Regions from separate parts of the Homo sapiens genome. Here region 2 is linked to region 1. The links are chromatin contacts, found by Hi-C or POLR2A ChIA-PET in ENCODE. All regions are on one chromosome and are shown on one strand. Each heading gives the region's core, a stretch centred on a gene start or an enhancer-like site at or near the end of the contact. The rest is flanking DNA. Distances are from core to core; before and after follow the strand shown. Region 1 holds the start of IL21-AS1 (IL21 antisense RNA 1). Region 2 holds the start of IL2 (interleukin 2).

Evidence for each region. Hi-C counts contacts between places; a loop is a spot of excess contacts on that map. ChIA-PET counts read pairs that join two places held with the same protein, here RNA polymerase II (POLR2A). Pooled maps may share reads with other maps.
Region 2: a loop to region 1 is called in a pooled map, with 13 times the contacts of the local background. The contact joins the promoter of IL2 here to the promoter of IL21-AS1 in region 1. A Hi-C loop is called at or near these places in 6 of 50 pooled maps. POLR2A ChIA-PET finds 5 or more read pairs at or near these places in 2 of 52 experiments (activated T-cell and activated naive CD4-positive, alpha-beta T cell).

What each region holds. Positions count from the first base shown.
Region 1 is chr4:122,617,698-122,621,367 of GRCh38, reverse strand. IL21-AS1 (IL21 antisense RNA 1) reads right to left here and starts at 2,385. Exons shown (of 11, transcript NR_104126.1): 1 at 1,876-2,385; 2 at 1,203-1,400; 3 at 297-500; 4 at 47-173. IL21 (interleukin 21) reads left to right here and starts at 302. Exons shown (of 5, transcript NM_021803.4): 1 at 302-524; 2 at 632-667. The coding sequence starts at 357. RefSeq lists an enhancer at 16-1,215.
Region 2 is chr4:122,455,297-122,458,737 of GRCh38, reverse strand. It overlaps IL2 (interleukin 2), which reads left to right and starts at 2,013. Exons shown (of 4, transcript NM_000586.4): 1 at 2,013-2,444; 2 at 2,535-2,594. The coding sequence starts at 2,298. RefSeq lists an enhancer at 1-27.

The DNA.
Region 1 (3,670 bases), core at 1,136-3,635:
TTTACTTTTTTGAAGTCTTGTAGTACCTACTGTTTATTATACATACTTCTTGATTCATGCTGAAAATTGGAATTCACCCATTCTCTCTTTTTCCTGTCAAAGATGCAGATGGGGCACATTTCGTTGACTCCATCAATCCCTGCCCCCACACATTAGCACATGCACACGTATACCTAGCCAGTGGAAAAGAAAAAAGAGTTACTCACATTCATCCATTTTACAAAGATTTCCAGGCTGCAATGGGAGGGCTTTACCTCTCCCTGAAGGATGAATAAATAGGTAGCTTAACTGACAACCTGTTCTCAGTCAAGCTGAAGTGAAAACGAGACCAAGGTCTAGCTCTACTGTTGGTACTTATGAGATCCAGTCCTGGCAACATGGAGAGGATTGTCATCTGTCTGATGGTCATCTTCTTGGGGACACTGGTCCACAAATCAAGCTCCCAAGGTCAAGATCGCCACATGATTAGAATGCGTCAACTTATAGATATTGTTGATCAGCTGAAAAATTATGTGAATGACTTGGTAAGACTATATTTGTCACAACAAAATCTAAATCATACTTTTCAATTAATATAAAAGGAGGGTTTGGCTTATAAAAATAACTCAGAACAAATTTTCTTTTGCTCTAGGTCCCTGAATTTCTGCCAGCTCCAGAAGATGTAGAGGTAAGACCAGTTGAATTTATTTCTGAAAATACATTGGACATAAGTTTTTAAATCCAATAAGAAAGACATTAGCATGATTATATAGGAGTATACTGAATTTTAATGAACTTAGCGGTCTAATAATTGATGAAATATTTATTTATATTTTGGTTAAATTCATTGATTTACCAAAAACCAACTAAAAAATGCTATATTATATTCCTCATAAACTATGTTTATCTTCAAGAATCTCTAAGAGTACTCCTAAGTAGTATTGCTGAGACAGAATAACAAAACTAGAAACGAAATCTATACTCTGATCAGTTTCTGAACAATGCACAGCTAGTTACTCTTTAAGAGCCCTTGGGCATGAAAGCTTTTGAGCCTTCTTTGTTATCCTACCGAAGAAACATAGATACATACAGTAGGAAGCAGAATTAACCTTTTAATAACAAACTTAAAAAAGAAAGAAAGAAAGAATTAGATTACAGGGACAGCATGGAGAAATGGTGGTGTGGAAATCAAAGCTGTCCTTCAGAATATAATTCACATATACCTTGGCCTCAGTGAGTCTTGTCTTTGGCCTTCCGTGAGGTCTTTTGAAAGAACCATTTTCAACAATTCATCCCGTCTCTTAAGCCATTTAAATCCATTAGAGTTCCAGGAAGAAGAGGCCTGGCATGTAGTTCAAGAGTGCTGTCCGCTGATCTTTTTCTCCAGTAACTTCTACGATCTGATCTTCTGGTCTGGTACCCTGAGAGTATAAATGCAATTGGGGAAATGTTTTCATTGTCACAGACCTTTAATTGCATAAATTAGAATAACTAAAAGTGCTACCAGTAATTAGGACACTACAAAGGGGGAGACTTAAGAAGATACATTGCAAAGAAAACAATTATCGTAAATGACTATGTGTAAAAGTTTAGAAAGTGAATGAGTCACAACTATTGCTTTTCTCTAAAATTCACTCTCTAGCTCTGAACCCAAACACTCTCATTTACTAGGTCCTTTTCTAATAAGCAGCATCTAAAATGAAAGTAGCACATTCAGCTTATTGGAAAGACTTTTCCAATAACTGAAAATACTTCTTAATCAATGTGCCTAATTATCAAAACATACATTTCTAGCATCTCATGCACCTTGTTTAACTGTTATGGTTAGAGTTCTTTCCAGAGTTTCCTGGCTGTAGTCTATAACTTGCAAAATAAGAAATAAGAAAGAGATTCCACCTTCTAACCTGAGTTGGTCCAGTGGGTACTTCCTTTACGTGTGTTGTTAATGAAAGATATTTTTTATCTTACATCATAATGAAAGGATTTTGTCTCCGTGATACTGTATCTATCTGATAATCTGATCAAGCAATGCTGGCTATGATATAAGTGAGTAATAGTGTAACTTGGATCTTTAAGCTATACTAGTAGGCAAACTCAGGAAGAAAGAAATCGTTCAAGGTCACATTAGCATTATATCAAGCTAGCTTCAAAGTAGGGTCTGTAAGAGATTTTAAAAGATTTAAAAGTTTAATGAAAATAAAACTATCTAATGTTGCATGCATATAGTAATTATCTAAGATCTCTAATTGGCCTAGCCAGGCATCTTTCTTTTTCTCTTTTTCTTTCCGTCTAATCATATAACCAGTGGTTCTCAACCGGTGGTGATTTTTGTGCCCCAGAAAACATTTGGCATTGGCTGGAAAAATTTCTGGTTGTCACACTTGGAGGTAGAATGGGGGTGCTACTGGCATCTAGTAGGTAGAAGCCAGGTACTAAACATTCTAGAATGCACAAGACAGCCCTGACAACAAAGAATTATCTAGCCCCAAATGTCAGTGGTATCACCGTTGAGAAACCCTGATATAAACCTAGTTTGTGTGTAGGACAAAGGTAATCCTTTTTTTTTTTTTTTTTTTTTTTTTTTGAGACGGAGTCTCGATATGTTGCTAGGCTGGAGTGCAGTGGTGCGATCTCAGCTCACTGCAACCTCTGCCTCCCAGGTTCAAGCGATTCTCCTGCCTCAGCCTCCCGAGTAGCTGGGACTACAGGCGCACGCCACCACACCCAGCTAATTTTTGTATTTTTTAGTAGAGACGGGGTTTCACCATGTTGGCCAGGATGGTCTCAATCTCTTGACCCCGTGATCCACCTGCCTTGGCCTCCCAAAGTGCTGGGATGACAGGCGTGAGCCACTGCACCCAGCCAGGACAAAGGTAGTCTTGCCCAATTAGCAAGACTTCTTAGTGTGAATGGCCAGGGCTTTCTTTGCAAAAGGAAAAAAATGTAAAAATAGGCCTCAGCTGGGTGAAGTGGCTCCTGCCTGTAATCCCAATGCCTGTAATCCTTTTGGGAAGCCAAGTTTGGAGGATTGCTTGAGGTCAAGAGTTTGAGAACAACCTGGGCAAAATAGTGAGACATCCTGTTTCTACAAAAGAAAAAAAAAAAAGCCCTAAGGAGGTAAAAAATTTCAAAAATTCAATTGCAAAACAACAAAGCCAAGTGTGACTCCTGGCAAAAGCAGCACTTGACTTGTTCTTCAGCTGAAGAGGAATGGTTTGTTAATTCTTGCGTTTGACTTTACTACCGCTCCTTCTAGTCTGCAAAACAATGTAGCAGCAGAAAACTCCTCATGTTCTCATATGTTAAAGCATGAGGGAAACAAAGTCTTGCCTTTGGAGTCTGTTGTCACCAAGGCATAGCAAAGGAAAGCAATGTTCATGCTTCCAGACAGTGCTAAATATGGAGTTGGCATCCTGTAGACTCCTGAGTGATAGGGCACCTGAGGCTGCCTAAATCAAGGTTAATCTTTTCACTCTCCTTCTCAATACATCCTTAAGGCAGTTTAGTGGCGACAGCCCTCTACTTCTTTTCCTCTTTTGAGGCTGCCTTTGATGTGCATATAAAGCCAATTCCCGCAGTTATTTATCCTGGACCACATATTGCCAGACACAGCTCTGCTGCTTGCAGAACAGAAGAAAACAAAACCCCATTGTCTGTTAACAGAGGTAAACAAGGAAGGGTGGGAGAGGAA
Region 2 (3,441 bases), core at 764-3,263, 160 kb after region 1:
GAAAAGCCAGCTGATGTGTCAGACGTGAGAAAGCGAAAGTATGTCACAGCGAATGTAGCTTTTCCACACGTATTTCAAGAAAGAAATGAAAAAGCCAACTTCTATAATGGTGCCTACTGTGCATTAACAGAGATAAACTAGGGGTCTAAGAACTCAGTTTTCTACAGGGTCCCAGAAGTATAGCCATATATTGCCCCATTCTCTAATGGAAATAGCCAGAGAAATAGAAATATCAAGACTGGAGAACATCAAATACCTCATTGGAAAAGCCCCCACATAGGAAAATGTGTGGGCTTGAATTCTTCCATTCTGGAAGGGTAAAGGCCTGAGTGATGATGCTGGGATTAGACACTGAAACTCTTTAGAGAAGCAAAACAAGTATAATAAAGCTGTACTTTATTATATTAAATAAATAACACACAGACTACCAAATAGCCTGCCCCTTATAACAGCGTTAATGTGATTTTGATCTGAAATGTATAGAGACATTTTGCATTTTTTCGTATAAAAAGTTCATGAGATTTGGCCCTAATCTGACCTTTTCTTCATTTTTTTTTCTACTTGAGGGACTATAATCTTTATTTTTAAATTTGTTTTATATTCTCCGAACATTACCTAACGCATAGAAAACTCTTATTGAACCATTTTTCTCTGTTCTTTGTAAAATATTACATTTGACTGTTCCTTAGACTGCTTTAATCATTCCTGCCTATGCACCCTCCTCAAAATCCAGTTTAAATTAATTGTTCCTTATTCAAGATTCCTTATATCCACCTCCCTTGGGGCAGCAATCACCTATCACCCAGGACTACACTTGTGTATGTACATATCTTCCCTATTACAAATCAGGTTCTTTGAAAAAATACAAATGGTAAGAGAGTGGATTTTTGGAGTCAGAACATTCTCTTTTCAAATCCTTCTTCTGCCCCTTACTGGCAATAAGGGCTGAGTGACCTAGAGCAAATTACTTAACTTCTCTGAGCCTCAGTTTTCTAATCTGCAAAATAGGAGCCATCACTTCACAAGTCTGTAAGACTTATATTAGACTAAGTGCCTGCCTGTACACTGTTCTCTTTTCTCTCTTTCTATATACCTGAAGGCATTATAGGTGCTAGATGTCTGTTTAAAGACCAGACAATATTGTCTTAAAAAAACAAACAAAAACACAGACAATACCATCTTTAAAAAAAAAAAAAAAGTCCAGGTAAGAAATAAATAAGGCCATAGAATGGAAGCTTTACAAGGACTCTCTCTGAGACAGGATCTCCTCAAGTGTCCCCAGGTTAAATTAGAAGTATATATCCGTACAATTGTTCAGCCAGTTTGTGCACTGTACTGAGGATGAATGAACACCTATCCTAAATATCCTAGTCTTCTGACTAAAAACAAGATCATATTTCATAACGATTATTGTTACATTCATAGTGTCCCAGGTGATTTAGAGGATAAATAAAAATCCATTAAAGAGGTAAAGACATAAAAACGAGAAACATGGACTGGTTTACACATAACACATACAAAGTCTATTATAAAACTAGCATCAGTATCCTTGAATGCAAACCTTTTTCTGAGTATTTAACAATCGCACCCTTTAAAAAATGTACAATAGACATTAAGAGACTTAAACAGATATATAATCATTTTAAATTAAAATAGCGTTAAACAGTACCTCAAGCTCAATAAGCATTTTAAGTATTCTAATCTTAGTATTTCTCTAGCTGACATGTAAGAAGCAATCTATCTTATTGTATGCAATTAGCTCATTGTGTGGATAAAAAGGTAAAACCATTCTGAAACAGGAAACCAATACACTTCCTGTTTTATCAACAAATCTAAACATTTATTCTTTTCATCTGTTTACTCTTGCTCTTGTCCACCACAATATGCTATTCACATGTTCAGTGTAGTTTTATGACAAAGAAAATTTTCTGAGTTACTTTTGTATCCCCACCCCCTTAAAGAAAGGAGGAAAAACTGTTTCATACAGAAGGCGTTAATTGCATGAATTAGAGCTATCACCTAAGTGTGGGCTAATGTAACAAAGAGGGATTTCACCTACATCCATTCAGTCAGTCTTTGGGGGTTTAAAGAAATTCCAAAGAGTCATCAGAAGAGGAAAAATGAAGGTAATGTTTTTTCAGACAGGTAAAGTCTTTGAAAATATGTGTAATATGTAAAACATTTTGACACCCCCATAATATTTTTCCAGAATTAACAGTATAAATTGCATCTCTTGTTCAAGAGTTCCCTATCACTCTCTTTAATCACTACTCACAGTAACCTCAACTCCTGCCACAATGTACAGGATGCAACTCCTGTCTTGCATTGCACTAAGTCTTGCACTTGTCACAAACAGTGCACCTACTTCAAGTTCTACAAAGAAAACACAGCTACAACTGGAGCATTTACTGCTGGATTTACAGATGATTTTGAATGGAATTAATGTAAGTATATTTCCTTTCTTACTAAAATTATTACATTTAGTAATCTAGCTGGAGATCATTTCTTAATAACAATGCATTATACTTTCTTAGAATTACAAGAATCCCAAACTCACCAGGATGCTCACATTTAAGTTTTACATGCCCAAGAAGGTAAGTACAATATTTTATGTTCAATTTCTGTTTTAATAAAATTCAAAGTAATATGAAAATTTGCACAGATGGGACTAATAGCAGCTCATCTGAGGTAAAGAGTAACTTTAATTTGTTTTTTTGAAAACCCAAGTTTGATAATGAAGCCTCTATTAAAACAGTTTTACCTATATTTTTAATATATATTTGTGTGTTGGTGGGGGTGGGAAGAAAACATAAAAATAATATTCTCACTTTATCGATAAGACAATTCTAAACAAAAATGTTCATTTATGGTTTCATTTAAAAATGTAAAACTCTAAAATATTTGATTATGTCATTTTAGTATGTAAAATACCAAAATCTATTTCCAAGGAGCCCACTTTTAAAAATCTTTTCTTGTTTTAGGAAAGGTTTCTAAGTGAGAGGCAGCATAACACTAATAGCACAGAGTCTGGGGCCAGATATCTGAAGTGAAATCTCAGCTCTGCCATGTCCTAGCTTTCATGATCTTTGGCAAATTACCTACTCTGTTTGTGATTCAGTTTCATGTCTACTTAAATGAATAACTGTATATACTTAATATGGCTTTGTGAGAATTAGTAAGTAAATGTAAAGCACTCAGAACCGTGTCTGGCATAAGGTAAATACCATACAAGCATTAGCTATTATTAGTAGTATTAAAGATAAAATTTTCACTGAGAAATACAAAGTAAAATTTTGGACTTTATCTTTTTACCAATAGAACTTGAGATTTATAATGCTATATGACTTATTTTCCAAGATTAAAAGCTTCATTAGGTTGTTTTTGGATTCAGATAGAGCATAAGCATAATCATCCAAGCTCCTAGGCTACATTAGGTGTGTA